Linked DNA regions of Mus musculus: region 1 is linked to region 2. A link is a loop called in an ENCODE intact Hi-C map of the cell type or tissue named here. Cell type or tissue: heart. All regions are shown on one strand. Each heading gives the region's core, and the rest is flanking DNA. Links, peaks and the distances in the headings are about the cores only. Region 1 overlaps Mindy3 (MINDY lysine 48 deubiquitinase 3). Region 2 has its middle 100 kb from the start of Gm34768.

What was found. A loop is a pair of places that touch in the nucleus more often than their neighbours do. Peaks named below come from ENCODE experiments on the same cell type or tissue, not always from the same donor. Only the 100,000 strongest peaks of a DNase experiment are listed, where the experiment ranks them.
Region 1: it touches region 2 in a loop (11-fold over the local background); 19 of 42 quality-filtered maps call a loop at or near these places.

What each region holds. Positions count from the first base shown.
Region 1 is chr2:12,384,776-12,393,121 of GRCm38, forward strand. Mindy3 (MINDY lysine 48 deubiquitinase 3) reads right to left here. Exons shown (of 15, transcript NM_024185.4): 9 at 1,834-1,904. Among named protein-coding and RNA genes, the nearest start is that of Mindy3, 31 kb to the right of the region's middle. In heart, for the core only: a CTCF peak has its summit at 4,473; no DNase peak of the experiment used is centred there; H3K27ac peaks cover 462 bases.
Region 2 is chr2:11,997,797-12,006,142 of GRCm38, forward strand. No RefSeq gene overlaps it. Among named protein-coding and RNA genes, the nearest start is that of Gm34768, 100 kb to the left of the region's middle. In heart, for the core only: a CTCF peak has its summit at 4,648 (motif pointing right); no DNase peak of the experiment used is centred there.

The sequences.
Region 1 (8,346 bases), core at 241-8,240, 390 kb after region 2:
GTAAAAGTCTAATACCATTGGGGAAGAGATTTAAAAAAAAAGAGTCACCATAGAGGAGTCATTCCTCACAAATAATGTGAAAGAGGAGCTGGGGCAGGCTGCAGAGATGGCTCAGCCCTCAAAGGCTAGGCTCACAACCAAATCTGGAGAGTAACTGAGGAAATGTCAGGAAATACTTCTTCTGACACAACTTAAAATCAACCCAAGGGACAAGTCAACCATTTATGTAACGAGATGGGAGACTGGGAAATGGCAGACCCCCAATGTGGCTGGAACGGGGCAATGGAGGGAACAACACTGACTGAGAAGATAGGATCCAGTTGAAGATTTACACAACATGGCTATGGGGTTTAAAAGAGAACCAGCCCCCTGAGTACACATATCTGAGCACCTGGCCCCCAGTCAGGGGTGCTGTCTGGGAGTTTATCAAATCTTAGGAGGTAGAACATTGCTGAAGGATGTACATCACTGGAAGCGAGATTTAGAGGTTATAACCTTTGGCCCACTTCCTGTTCTCTCTCTGCTTCCTATTCTTCCCACCATAGAGTGTAGTCCCTGACATGATGGACTCTAACCCTCTGGAGCTATAAGTCAAAATAAATTCTTCCTTCTCTAGTTTCTTTGGTCAGGTTATTTTATCAGAGCAACAAAAAAAAGTAAATGGAAAAATCCTTTAAAAATCTGTAACTTGGTGACAAGTAAAGTGTGTGTGTGTGTGTGTGTGTGTGTGTGTGTGTGTGTGTGTGAGAGAGAGAGAGAGAGAGAGAGAGAGAGAGAGAGAGAGAGAGAGCCAGCACGCGCGCATAGGTGCATACTCTTCTCCAGGATAGATGAGCATGTGTATGTACTAGAAAGAGGAATCTCAGTTTAAGTCTCTGATTGCCAGGCTGTCTTAGAATAGCATTAATTTATAGAATTAAAAATCTCTGAAAAGGGAGGTATTACTGTTGTGCATAGTCACTACTTACAAGGTCAGAAGAGATCCTGTACTGCTCTTACATCTCTGTTTATGGCAGAAGATGTCATGAGGAAGGAATGATGTCTGACAGACAATAACAGAAACAGTAATGTGTGTGCATGCACATGTGCCTCTCCCCACACACACAAAGGAGAAAATGCTTCTTTAGATTGGTGTTTGTTTTGTTTTGGGGGGGTGTTTTGTTTTGTTTTGTTTGAGGCAAGGAGGGAGGGCCGTGGGAGGGAGGTTTCAAGACAGGGTTTCTCTGGGCAGCTCTGGCTGCCCTGGGACTTGCTCTGTGGACCAGGCTGGCTTTGAACTCAGAGATCCACCTGCTTTTGCTGGGATGAAAGCTGTGTACAACCACCACCCAGCCAAGACACTTGTTAATGTTACTAAAAATTGTCACTGTCATCAGAACCACTATATGATATAAACATTCTAAAATGGAAAAAAAAATCTACAAATCTACATCATCCTTTGTCTAAGAATATGGCATCTTTTAAGTGAGAAAACTGATGTGAGCTTCATGTAAAATATTGCAATATTTAATAGCCATTGAGGACTGCACAGGTAGGCACCTCAATTACAACAATGAAGGTTCAAGGCGAAACAGCTTAATAGCATATTTATAGTGAACCATGTATATTTCTACTTTATATAGTATTTTGTTCTTTGCTCTGTCACTCACTCCCTTCACAGGAAAGCAAGTACAACTAGCCGCCTTCATTTCTTAACACTTAGTTTGGGTTGGGAGCTCAGCAAGGAAGTAAGACAGTGATGAGTGGTGACAGCCAGGAGCTGAAGTTAATGACCATCAGAGTGAAAATACTGTCCACAGTGTGGGCATATTCAAACCCCTCAAGACAGTTTACCTTACAATATCGTAAAGCTTCCATTAGTGTTAAGAATCCTACAGCTGCTTGTTCATGGATACCGAGAAGTTCTGCAAAAAAAAAAAAAATAAAATAAAATAAACAAAACCAAATTCAACACTGCATTAGTATATGTAAGTCTGAGTCATGTGTGTGCATATATATATGTGCATAAATATATTTATATTCAAACCATGGCAAAATGTTTCTTTCACCTAAAACTATCTTTAAACCTCTGCACGTATTTACTAAGATGTCAAATCAATGATAGTATGTTCCTGGTCCTTGTTATGCTGTGTTTGGTTGATGTCCCTGGGAGTCCTGCTCTTTTCTGAGGGAAAGTGGATGGGGACGTGGATCTGATGGAAAGGGGAGTTGAAGGGGAGAGATTGAAGGGGTAGGGAAGGAGAGGAAACTGTGGTTGGGATGTAGTAAATAAAACAATAAAAAAGTTAAATCAAATAATCATGTTATCACTATTTATTATAAAATGATACCAGGTAGCTTTGTACTGGGTAAATGTAATGGTTCAAATGTAGATTAAAACTATTTATAAAAGTATTTAATGTTAATTTTTTAGTTAAGAAAAAAATCACTTGGTAACCCAAAGACACACACACACATACACACACACACACACACACACACACACACACACACACACAAATACACACACACACTCATATTCACATGTGTGTGTGTATATATATGTATATGTGTGTGGACATACATACACATATACAAACATATATACATACACACACATATGTGTATGTATGTATGTATGTATGTGTGTATATATATATATATATACACACACATATATATGTATAGTATATATAGATATCTATATATGTCTATATATATATGTATAGGATATATATATATATCCACATACACACACACACACACACACACATGTGTCTCTCTCTCTCTCTATATATATATATATGTATAGGACATGGATATATATATATATATATATATATATATATATCCACGTAATATATATATCCACGTATACACACACACACACACACACACACACCTCCATAAAAAGAGGTAACTTGACTGACCCTTATTTTCTAAAAAAAAAGAGCTTGCTTGTTAAATCATAAGTATTAGTATTTATTATGGGATAATGGTGACCATAACTAAATAGCACTTAAAACATAATTTTTGCTTCTTTCTTTCTTCTTCCTTCCTTTTTCTCGCTCTCTTCCTTCCTTTTTGTTTGTTTTTTTTTTCTTTGTATTTTTGTTTGTTGTTTTTAAACACAGGGTTTTTCTGTGTAGTCCCAGCTGTTCTCAAACTTGCTCTGTAGAACAGTCTGGCCTCAAACTCAGAGATCCATTTGTCTCTTTCTTCCCAAGTGCTGGGACTAAAGGTGTACACCACCACTGTCTGGCAAAACATGGATACTTCAAGCTACTCCTTTCTATTCTAAGTGAAAGCAGCCAGTGTGCTTAAGGCTGTGAAACAGTGATGACTAAGACATAGTCTCTGCCTTATAAAGAGCTGACGAAGGGCAAAGAGAAATGATACAAGCTCTCTACATATGTACATACACACACTCACACAGAGTAGAGTGTGGCAGAACATGTTTCCATGTCAGGGAAGAATGGCAACATCTGAATTTAATCTGATGGTATATGTAGAAAATTCTAAGACCAGAGAAGACAAGAAGAAAAATGTAAACCCAAAGATAAGAAAGAATGAAAATTAACATACTCAGGTAAGGAATGAAAATCTGCCTGAGATTCCTGGTTTTTCAACATGGGGCTTTACAGTGTTGCACAGGACAGCTCCAAACCCTTGACTTCAAGGGTCCTTTCACCTTAGGCTCCTCTGTACCTGGAACCACAGGTGTGTGACACCACATTCAGTTCCTTAAACCCATAACCATGGCAAACACGATAAACAGTGATTAACTGGAAGGAAGACTTCAAGAAAGATATTCTGGATTTGTGTGAAGGCTGAGCATGACTTCACTTTTATGCAAACTGTGACTGAGCTACTTTGGGGACTTCTAACTGGAGACAAGCAGCTGGCAGTAGAGCTCAGAAGCACAGGCTGGGCCAGCCTGGTGAACACTAATGGGCCACCAGCAGAAGGCTAGACTCACTGACGTAAGGTCAAGCAAGTAGTAACCCTGCAGCTGACGCAGCACAGTAGGTTCTGATACAGACACTACGCACTCACAGGCTGGCACTCACCTGGGCTGGCAGGAAGGCTTTCCGTATACTGACACTTAAAGCTAATGTAAGTAGTAAGTAAGTAAGTAGGACCATAAACATAGATTAAAAAGCTTTTCTCAATTCAACTTCAAATATGAAAAACATTACTATCACAAGTATATCTACTATCTACAAGGAAAACCTCTTTGGAATTGTCCATAAACTTTAGGAGGATTAATAGTATAAAATAAAAACATTTGAGTCCTTGGGTTGCAGCCACCAGGGTTTAGGAGTACAGCAAATAGCAGATAGGGTAGAAATGATATTCTATGGTTAGCAAACAGCCTGTTTCCTTTCCTCTAAACTGTGAGCAGAGGCAAATCTTCCTGTTAAAGAAAAGCACATTATGTTGAGAACCAGGGTCCACAGTCTAAAATGCATTACCACCACCTAGTGTTACAGCCAGATATTACACCATGGATTTCCATGGGGTTAGTCAAGTGTCTACAATGGTTGGTTTAAAATATCATGCTACTAAATACAGAAAATTAGACCTCCATCTATCTTAGTGATGAAGTATTCAGATCTGGTGGAGAATCACATGCTCATATCTGGCTTAGATATTACTTTTACTACGAGCTGCCTCAGAATACTATGTAGCTGAAGATGGTGGCCCTTGAACTCCTGATCTTCTACTTCTTCCACATGGAGAATACTACTATGACTAGCACTGGATGATAATATTTCAAAATGCATTATTCTCATACCCTCAAGCAGAATATAAACTTAATATTATTATCATCTTAGATTAAGCACAACAGTAAAACTAAATCTAATAATTTTTATACCAAGTTGTGAAACAATATTTTCATATCATTTACAGAACTTACTTACATTGGATTTTCTTTAAAAGTCTCAGTCTTTACTTTTTGCTTACAAGAAATTGGCAATTTTATGACTATCTTGCCATTGCCTATATTATCTCATAACAGAGAAATGAAGAGTATCCAAATTTCCAATTGAATTTTCAAACTACTGGTTTGATTTTTTTTGTTGTTTATTTGTTTTTTTTTTGTCTTTTTGTTTGTTTGTTTGGTTTGGTTTGGTTTTGGTTTTTCGAGACAGGGTTGCTCTGTGTAGTCCTGGCTGTCCCGGAACTCACTTTGTAGATCAGGCTGACCTCGAACTCAGAAATCTGCCTGCTTCTGCCTTGCCTCCCAAGTGCTGGGATTAAAGGCGTGCGCCACCACGCCCGGCTACTATTTAGTTTGATGGCAAAGAAATAAAACTTTTTTTTTTACCAAAAGGTAATATACAATTTTATCTATAATTCAAAATAAACGTTGTATATATACTATACAACATAACCTGAAATATTCATCTTTTTCAAAAAACCAGGAGAAAAGAGAAAGAGAGAGAAAGAAATATCACCTAAGCCAGATACTTGAGCGTGGTTCTTGACCAGATCTGTGCACTTCATCACCAAGACAGATGGAGCCTCATTTCCTGAATTTAGTAGCATATTTTAAATGGATCATTGTAGATATTTGAAAACTTTTTGCCTCATATACATATTTGAGAGACGACAATACTTAGTCTATTCTCGGTAGTTTTCAAGTAGAGACTAGTCATTACCTACAGTCAGTTTTACAATAGACTTCTTAAACTTGTTACTTTTTACTGAAATTTTCCTCCAAGGCCACACCAACTCCAACAAGGCCACAGCTCCTAATCCTTCTACTCCCTCTCAAACCGTTCACCAGCTGGTAGCTAAACAAGCTAATCTCTGAGCCTGAGGGTCATCCTCACTTAAACTATCATGTAAGCCAACCTGATTTGGACTGTTCCTTAGTTAACCAAAGTTGTCTCTTCCTAGGTGAGGCTAGGTTGTGTCAAGCTGACAATAAAAACTAACCAGCATATCATTTACATTTATATTCTGGATGTTGTTTGAAATATACAATCCTGTTCAAGTTAAGCATACATGCACACTTACACTACAGAATGACCGATTATCTCAAATGTGGATTTAACTAGGATACTAACTTTACCTAACAATCTGGCTCTAGCTAATGTGTTGTAGAAGTAGTACAATTTCAGGACAGCAGCATTTCTGATTTACTAGTTCTGATAAATCATAATTTAAAATGATATTACTTAGTTATAGAAATGATCATATTCCTTAGAGTTTACATTTCCATATTTTCCACTTATCTTTAAGCTAATGACCATCAACTATTGCTTACAATGAATCATCAAATAAATGTATAAAAATGATGAATGGACAAGACATAAGAAAATATTAGACATTTGAAGAAAATACTAGAAAGTATTAGTTTTATCTGGGGAGTTGATATGGGGGAAGAGCAACCAAATCCTAACTGACAAAAAAGTTCAAATGATTGAATATTATAGAAGTGAAACCCTTGGGAAGAAAAGATATCACTAAACAAAATTTACTTAAGAAAAGGTTGGGATAGGGGGTGGGGGGGTGGGTATGGGGGACTTTTGGGATAGCATTGGAAGTGTAAACGAGGGAAATACCTAATAAAAAGAGAGAGAGAGAGAAAAAAAAAAAAAAAGAAAAGGTTGGGAGAGATGCCCTGAATTGTAAAGAACTAAAGGACTTCCAGAGCCTCAGACACTGTGGTAAGCCAGCCCTCCGCCTACAACAGCAGATGATGAGCAGAGGCAGTTCCCAGAGGACAGCACAGCTGCAGGCTTACACGTGAGCAAAGGCCTGAGCTCAGGTTCATTAGGACGCAGAACAAATGTCAATTAGAATGTGTAATCCCTTGTCAAAAGCTGACTAACTTTTAAAGATGGACAGTGTTCAGTCATCACCAGGATACAGAGAAAACACAAGTCTACAGTCAGAAAGATATATTGATATTTTAGGGACAAAGTTGCCATAAATTGTTAAACAGATATTCCTAAAAATGGTAAATCTTCTGAGTTAAAGTATTATCCAGGATTAAAAACACATGCTTTCACAAAACCTTGCACGTAGGTGTCCCTGACAGCATTACTCCTAACAGTCAGGTAGCTATTTCAAATGTCCAGCAATTGATGATTGATAAAGATGTATGGCTCACCATACCCTGCAATATCACTTGCTCATCAATATAAGGAAAGAACTGGTATAGGAAAACACTGTTCAAAGTGAGGGAAATTTGATACAAACACCAGTGCCATATAATTCTATTTATATGAGTTGTTGGCATGGAGCGGATGGAAGTAAGGGGAGCTGATGAGACCAGGATTTCTTTATAAAGTTAGAAAACTATTTAAGTTTTGATTTATTCTACATTTCAACTGAGTGGCATGCATAGTATATAGAAGAGATTTCAATAAAGTTATTACTAAGAAAAAGTTCCTTAAAACACATCTACTTTAGCAAGTCAATCGTGCATGAACATTGAGTAGGCTTGCCTCACACAGTGTTTCTTACAGGTCTGTCTGATAGAAGTCAAACTGGAAACTACCCACATGCTCACCAAGGTAAAATGCTCAAGGCAAAAGATACACATGATGGTTCAAACACCAAGCAACGTTAATAAATAAAGGTGGAAAGATGCCTTGTCCATACTCCACTCAACATTCCCAGGTCACACCTAAAATCCAAGTTCTCCTCACCGCCAGAGGAGTGATCGTTGCTAGGTTAATGAAACAAAACAGACAACGGCAACAAACAACCCCCAAACCTAAGAGCCTTACAAGTGGGATCTGCTCCAGGCCCCTCCCACTGCCCTCTTCTCATGGAAACTCATGGACGCTTTGCTCCTTAGAGCAACGGACTCACATCTCTCCTCTTTACTTCTGCACATTTACTACACTCACTTAGACCATCGGTAAACTTCCATGAGTGTCCTCAGTTGAATGAAACCTGTTGCTTTTTCTCCCTTGCATATCATTTCTTCAAAGGAACGTCTACTGCCAAGGCTACTTCATGCTCATGTTCCTGTGTCCTGTTGCTCCTATAAAACTGTCTCCTTTCCCTTGTCTTCAATGCTAGGCTGTCTAGCACTGAAATGTAGTACACAATGGCAGCATATTGGAAGGATCAAACATTGTCAAAATATACACACCTGTTAGGGCTTTCTCGTGCTTTGTGTGTTAATGCAGTACTAAATGCAGTTTAAAATCCTGCTAATTATCCTCACTTCACCCTCACCTCTAAAACGAAAAGTCCTACAAGTTCTACCTCCTGTAGACTCTACCACAGAAGATGTTCTATACAGAATAAGCAGAGGCTTTACCATGGTCAGATATCCTGGTAGTTTACTTTCTGATGCTTCACTTTGAGCAAATTAATAATCATCCAAGTCTTAGTTTA
Region 2 (8,346 bases), core at 151-8,150:
AATCGGCCCTCAGCAGGGCTTTTTCAGCTGTACCTGACTCCCAGCCACAGTGCTTTTATCACTTTCTACTGTGCAAATTGAGGCTACTTTTCAAACAAGTTAAAGGATGGACAGCCAGCAGATAAAGTTTTAACCAATTATATTTTTCAACATAAAACACAAAACAATAATCATATACCAAAAACAGACAATAGACAGACAAGAAATAAAACTTGGGGTTTCAAAGGGACACAAATATCCTATCAAAGCTAAAAATATCTCCATAGGAGCCAGAGCAGGACGTCTCCCGTTTTTATTCTGTCCCTAGGAGAGCTCTAACTTTTTTTTTTTTTTTTTTTTTTTTTTACTTATTTTTCTGCGCGTGCCTTCTTTTTCATTTCTCTCTGTTTCTGATATGCTTCCCTGGTGCTCCTGCAAAAGTCATTGCCCTTCCTTAACAGCTAGCTCACATTTCTTGTCCTGGATAAAGCGTCCTTGAGGTACTCACTTATCTACGTGAGGTTCTTAGCCCCAAGGTCGATCCACAAGTTTATCTACACTTGCTTTATGATCTTATGTGTCTGCCGAGCTACCCCCAGCAGATACACTCTTGTCCAGGGTGATGAAAAATTAAGGCAATAGCATAATATCAAGGCTAAGAAAGAAAGCAAGCAACACAACCCCAACGACAATTACCGGACCTACTGCGTAAGAAAGCATACCTCTCAGAGACTCACATTAATTTCCTTTTACTTACGGGTACCCCTGTTCCCCAGCTGAAGAGTTCTGAATCCATGCAGTTGAATCCTTCTCAACTGTCTGTGTTGCGGGAACACTTCATTACCACCGTTCCCCAGCTGAAGAGTTCTGAATCCACGCCGAATCCTTCTCAACAGTCTGTTTTACAGGAACCTTTATCAACCACTCCTTCCCCGCGATGCAGTTCTGAATCCTCCCTGTAGCAGGGGGTCTTCACTCATGCCTGAAGATGTTTCTCGTCCCGGGATTCGGCACCATTTCTTGCACATGCTCAACTGGCCAGGAAGAACACGCTGCAACAGGATCTTTTTGCACACGTTTATTGGGAGAGCATTGATTGCATAGGCGAAAGAAGAACAACAAACAAGGAAAATGATGCTGCTTATATACCCCTCCATGTGACGTGTCAGCTCCTGATTAGCTGCTCACTCATCACCCCACTACTACACCCCGGGATGGGCAGTGACTTGGCATGAATTTACTCTTGCACCCGCGCACATTACTTGTTTACCAGTTAGGCACAGTGGAGGCTCATGATGGCAATTGCTCACGGCTCTCCACATCCCACTATTATTGTTTGAGGTACAATGTGTGCTTTGAGCTTTAGTAAAGTTTCTTTCATGAATGTGGGTGCCCTTACATTTGGAGCATAGATCTTCAGAATTAAAAGTTCATTTTTGTAGGTTTTTTTTGAGTATGAAGTGTCTTTCCCTGTCTTTTGTTTGAAAGTCGATTTTATTCGATATTAGAATGGCTACTCCAGCTTGTGTCTTGGGATCGTTTGCTTGGAAAAAATTTTTCCAGCCTTTTACTCTGAGATAGTGTCTGTCTTTGTCACTGAGGTGCATTTACTGTGTGCAGCAAGATGTTAGGTCATGTTTAAGTATCCAGTCTGTTAGTCTATGTCTTTTTATTGAGAAAATGAGTCCATTAATATTAAGAGGTATTAAGGAAAAGTGATTGTTGCTTCTTGTTATTTTTGTTGATAGAGGTGAAATTATGTTTATGTGGCTATCTTCTTTTTGGTTTCTTAAAAGAAGATTATTTTCTTGCTTTTTCTAGGGTATAGTTTCCCTCATTGTGTTGGAGTTTTCCATCTATTATCCTTTGTAGGGTTGGATTTGTGGAGAGATATTGTGTAAATTAGTTTTTGTCGTGGAATATCTTGGTTTCTCCTTCTATGTTAGTTGAGAGTTTTGCTGGATATTTTAGCCTGAGCTGACATTTATGTTCTCTTGGGATCTATATGACATCTGCCCAGTATCTTCTGGCTTTTATAGTTTCTCATGAGACGTCTGGTGTAATTCTCATAGGTCTGCTTTTATATGTTACTTGACCTTTTTCCTTTACTGATTTTAATATTCTTTCTTTGTTTTGTGCATTGGTGTTTTGATTGTTATGCGATGGGAGGAATTTTTTTTCTGGTCCAGTCTATTTGGAATTCTGTAGGGTTCCTGTATGTTCATGGGCATCTCTTTCTTTAGGTTAGGAAAGTTTTCTTCTATAAGTTTGTTGAAGATATTTATTGGCCCTTTAAGTTGGGAATCTTCACTCTCTTCTATACCTATTATTCTTAGGTTTGTTCTCATTGTGGCCTAGATTTCCTGGATGTTTTGGGTTAGGAGCTTTTTACATTTTTCATTTTCTTTGACTGTTGTGTCAATGATTTCTATGGTATCTTCTGCACCTAGAGTCTCTGGTGATGCTTGCATCTATGACTCTTGACCTCTTTCCTAGGTTTTGTATCTCCAGCATTGTCTCCCTTCGTGATTTCTTTATTGTTTCTATTTCCATTTTTAGATCCTGGATGGTTTTGTTCAATTCCTTCACCTGGTCGATTGTGTTTTCCTATAATCCTTTAAGGGATTATTGTGTTTCCTCTTTAAGGGCTTCTACCTGTTTAACTGTGTTCTCCTGTATTTCTTTAAGGAAGTTATTTATATCCTTCTAAAAGTCCTCTATCATCATCATGAGGTATGATTTTAAATACAAATCTTGCTTTTCAGGTGTGTTGGAGTATCCAGGACTTGCTGTGGTGGGAGAACTTGGTTCTGGTGATGCCAAGTATCCTTGGTTTCTGTTGGTAAGTTTCTTGTGCTTGCCTCTTGCCATCTGGTTATCGCTGGTGTTCGTCGGTCTTGCTGTCTCTGACTGGAGCTTGTCCCTCCTGTGGGCCCCTGAGTCTGTGATCTTAAGTGTGTCAGCACTCCTGGGGAGACCAGCTCTTTCCTGGGTGGGGTTTGGGTTGGGAGAGCCGAGGGACAGTCTTAGCTCTGGGGTGCAGATGGAGACCTGAAGGATCCTGTCCTCAGCTCCTTCACTGTTCCTGTGCCCTCCAGCCTGGATTCTTTCAGACTTGAGAAGCTGCTCTGTCTTAGATTTTGGTTTTCTTTCTTTTTTTTTTTTTTTTTTGTTTTTTTTTTTTTTTTTTGGAATTATATAAATTGGGGCGATGGGTGTCTTATTGATTTGCCATCCTTCAGAGATGGTGACTTAACATTTTTGGGAGGTGCCATGGTGTGTCGTCTTTCTTACCACTTGTGGAAAGGACTATCTGCTTGACTCTGAGCTCTCTGGAGACTGCTTCTTCATTCTGGTTCTGTGGTCAGAAGCTCCATGTTGACTTTGGCAATCACAGGGATGTTTGCACCACAGAAATGGGCAAGGCTACAAGCCAAAGTGGCTTCTCTGGGAAAACTGATTAAGTTTTTTTTTTTCCTTGTATTCCTGCCCTGATTATCACTTCACGCCAATGAGTGAGGTAGGAAAATAATTTAAAAGTCTCTTTTTTTCCTGTAATACTTTGGCAGTGGTGTTAATATGTTTATAGTTTCTGACAGCTCCCATCTTATGGGTTGAAACACCTCCTTTTTGTGTGTCTAATACTCAGATTTAACTTTTTTAGTTTTGAGAATTTTGTGATCACACATTTTAACAGGTCTTCAGACCTTAGCACAGCTGACTCTGCGATAGAAGTATTATTCAGGCCATAAAGCACAGCATGCCTACTTACTCCATCAAAGTCCACACTTCTGGGAAAGTCTCTAAATGTACCAACTTTGCTTTTTTTGGCTTCTGTAGTTCCTCTTCTAGTTAACTGTTCTTGCTAATTGAAGTATGTCAGCTCAGAACAAGGTTTTTCTGCTTCAAAAGCTCACCCTGGGAAAGGTTTGGGCTGTACTGGGGTCCTGAACAACCAGTGTAGTGGTTGGCCTGGTAATGAAGTCTTTCTATTGGCTTAAAACAGTGTCGGAGTAGTCGGTGTATACCCTGTGACAATTTAATCTCCACTTTCCTCTTTGGATCCTTCCACATCCTCTCAATGTGTCCCCTCCCAATTTCATGTCTTTTGATTTATTCTTTAATTACCCACTAAATCCAGTTATTTCTGTGTATACATGTGTGGGTGGTAGAGCATGGAATCTACCCCTGGATACATCTTCGGAGCAGAGTGAGCCCCTCCCCAGCCACTATCCAGTTGGGGTCAGGGACCATCCTCCATGTATGCCAGAACTGTGGTTGGCTTAATCTTGTGCAGGTACCTTCCGCTTCTGTGATTTTGTGATTGCGATAGTCATATCCTATTCAGGGGGATGCATACGGTGTGCTTTTATATAGTCTGTGCCACAAGTCCGAAAATTAAAGTAAATAAGGTTAGAGGTGTGACTTTAGTGGTAGAGGGAATTTGATTCCTGCATGAAGGCTGCCATGGCTTCCATCTCTAGTACCAGAGACGACGACGATGATGACGACGACGACGACGACGATGACGACGACGACGACAACAACAACAACAACAACACAACAATAACAACAACAACAACAACCAAAATTAACAATCTATGTTTTTATTTCACCTTGCATTTTAGGACCTTCTTGAGTGTCTATGTATTACCTAAGCGTGTCCAGTAGGTGGTGCTAGTATACCATTTTTTACGTCAAACTTCAGCCTTGGTTCTGGAATAGTGTGAAGAGGAAAACTCCTTTGTCCTTAGCAGTTTACAATCCAAATCATGCTTTCTACTTTTTCTTATGCTCTAAAATTTTGTACCTGAGCAAAACGCAGATTTTTAAACACAGAGATAAAGTTCATTGGGAATTTATCTTCACTTTCTCTCCTTTGGGAATCTGAAGGCTTCTGTTAGTATAGTCTCTCCAGGTTTTACCATTTGGAGGAACACAGGCATCCTGCCACAAATCATTCACATTCAAGAGCACCTGTGTTACTCTGAAAACAGAACCGAGACTTCCAAATCTCTTCCTTTAAATAAAAGAATCAAAATAAAAACACCTAGTCACTGAGGCTACAAAATTGATTAGGCAAAGGAATGAACGAGTAGCTCTCTGGTGTTGTTTTTCTCGACACCCCTGGGCCCATGATTGGAGCTATCAAGCAAGCATCGCTAATTTGTTATTTTTCTTCATTACTATTTCAGAGTACAAATAAGAGTAAAAGAACACACCATACCACACACACACACACACACACACACACACACACACACACACACACACCATGCTCCTTATGTAAAATACTATCAGATTTGCATCCAACCCATGCAGATTCCTTTGCAAACCTCCAGTCATCTCTATGATACCCAGGGCTCCTGAGAAAATAGAAATGCTTCTTAAATGGTTGTTTCTTTGTATTCTTCAGTGAAAAAAGACTCAAACAAACACATGTTCAACACAGTCATATCTTTTGGTAATGTATTTCAAAGTCAGTTTTATTGTTTTTAGATATGAGCCTGCATGTGGGAATGTGCATCTTGTGAGTACAAGGACCTCCAGGAGCCAGAGGCAATAGATCTCCTGCAGAGGATTGTTAGCCACTGGTATGGGTGCTGGCAACTGAATTGAGGTCCTCTAGAAGAGCAGTAAGTGCTCTTAACCACTGTCTTAGTCAAGGTTTCTATTCCTGCACAAACATCATGACCAAGAAGCAAGTTGGGAAGGAAAAGGTTTATTCAGCTTACACTTCTATACTGCTGTTCATCACCAAGGAAGTCAGGACTGGAACTTAAGCAGGTCAGGAAGCAGGAGCTGATGCAAAGGCCATGGAGGGATGTTCTTTACTGGCTTGCTCATCCTGCTCTCTTATAGAACCAAGACTACCAGCCCAGAGATGGCATCACCCACAACGGGACCTCCCCTCTTGATCACTAATTGAGAAAATGCCTTACAGTTGGATCTCATGGAGGCATTTCCCCAACTGAAGCTCCTTTCTCTGTGATAACTCCAGCTGTGTCAAGTTGACACAAAAGTAGCCAGAACAGCCACTGAGCCATCTTCCCAGTTCCATGTATTTGATCTGCTGTTGGTTGAAGCTCAGTGATATTGGAGCTGGAAGACCGAATGTGCTGAGGTTTGTCTGAAGCATCCTTTCGTTGATACATGCCTCTACCATATCAGCTTCTCTACTATTGCATCAAACACCCATGGAAGAGGCACTCTTGCTCAAGTGTGAGGCATCCTTAGATATTTCGTAACAAGATGTGCTGAAAATACTGTCATGCCAGACACTTTCTCTTCATATTCCCTCATCAAATGTAGCAAGTTATTCCTCACAGCAGTCAATGCCCTAGCCGTGTTAGGAAGCATTACTCCAGGAGTTTAAGAAGCCATTTAAAGGGTAATTAACCTCTTAGAATTTCCGTTCTCTAAAAGCCCACAAGCAGAATGATAGGCTCTCAGAAGGCACCTATTCCACTTTATTTCCAGTATTCAAAATAGCCCTTCAAACAGTGGTAACACATTCCTGCTTGCTGTACATGAGAGTACTGACAGTCTCCCCTTCTCTCTAAAAATTTTAAATGTCAAATATATACACAGAATGGGACAGGGGGGTGATCGTGTTAGTTAAAACAACAAGACTCTCCAAAGATCCATGTCTTTGCAGAAAAGGGGTTAACCCAGACGCAATGCACCCCTGTCAACCAAGGGCAGATTTACTGAGGTCAACCGAGGCAAATGGGGTGTTTGCCAAGTCGAAATGGAAAGGATTTCCTGCAGCACTGAGACACAGGAAGGGAGGACAAGGACACTATCAGCACAGAGTGAAAGGCAGCTGCTGGCAGGTGTGTGCACAGTGGTGGGTTTTATGTGGTGTTAGAGTGGCCTTTGTGTGAGGTTGTGGTTCTGGCCTTTTCTCTGAGGTCATTCTTGCAGTCAGGTAAATGTATACAAGAGCTCCTTCTACACAATGTTATAACTTCCCTCCCTTCTCCCCCTCCGCTTAATTGGTTCTGATAATGTTCCCAGATTCTATTGTTGTAGTTTAACAATTACTAATTCACAACCGGTCCGAATCTTATACATTTCTTGTCTTACACCTCTCTCTCTCTCTCTCTCTCTCTCTCTCTCTCTCTCTCTCTCTCTTTCTCTCTCTCTCTCTTTCCCTTTCTCTCTCTGATTATTTGAAGCAAATCTCATCACTTCAGGACATACTCCTGGACTTTGTTTAAATACAACTCCACCATGTTCACACTTGAAAATGACCATTAGTGATTCCATATGACATAAAGTAGCTAGTTGGGGCTCAAATGTATACAACTGTGTGCTAACATTTTAGCGATTCATTTGACACCCTCGTTGAAATAAAATCTACACATTCCAACTGCTCAAGTACCTCTTGACTATTGTTAGAGTCATTTTGTGTATATGAGTGTTTGGCCTGCAAGAACATAGGCAGCACCAGTGTTTGCCAGGTGTCCTCAAAGTTCAGGAGAGGGTTTGGCGCATCTGGAACTGGAGTTACAGATGTTTATAATCTGCGATGTGGGCCTGGGTCCTCTGGAGGAGCAACCAATGCTCAAAACCACTGAATAGTTAGTTCCCTATGGCCTTCCCCCACCCTTGGTGTTTAATTATTGAAACAGAATTGGATTGCTTTTCTCATAGATTTTGTGAGTCTGAATTTTGCTGATTATGCTTTATGTTAGCATATTCCTGTACTGATGTATGTTCTGAAAACTGGGATCAGATTTTGGTCATATTTGTGTTCATAGATACACAATATACATATTATTCCCATGAATGGCAAAGGATGAACTCTGGTACATCATTTAAGGACCATTTTTAGCCAAGGTCTTGGGCCACTATGCCGTGACAAAGACTGAACCATTCTACAACCTGCACATATATGTTATATATGAGTTCTACAGCCTATACATAGGTGTTCTACATGACTTCTATAGCCTGTATGTACATGTTCTATATGCCTTTTCACTTTGCTCCACACATACTTTGATGACCATCGTGAGGGAGAATTTTCAGATTATTTGCTGTGTGGAAGTCATTCTAAGCCCAAACCACGTCCCTGTGTGTGCGGAGCCTGGCAGTCCCTTGTTCTTTCTCCACTTGGTAATCATTTACTTTGGGTTCCATGCATTGCACTGGAGTCCTGGAGGTTTAAAAGTCTTTTTATTTTTATTGCTATCTCTAATTAATACAAAATAAACAAGGTATTCTTCCATGTTTCCAGGCTATTTGGCTGAATAAGGAGAAGACAGACCAAAGTGAGAGCTAATTACTCTAAAGAAGCCTTCAGAGAGAAGCAAGGGACAAGTGATTTTCTCACACCAGGCTGGGTTTGTAAAACTCGATCTT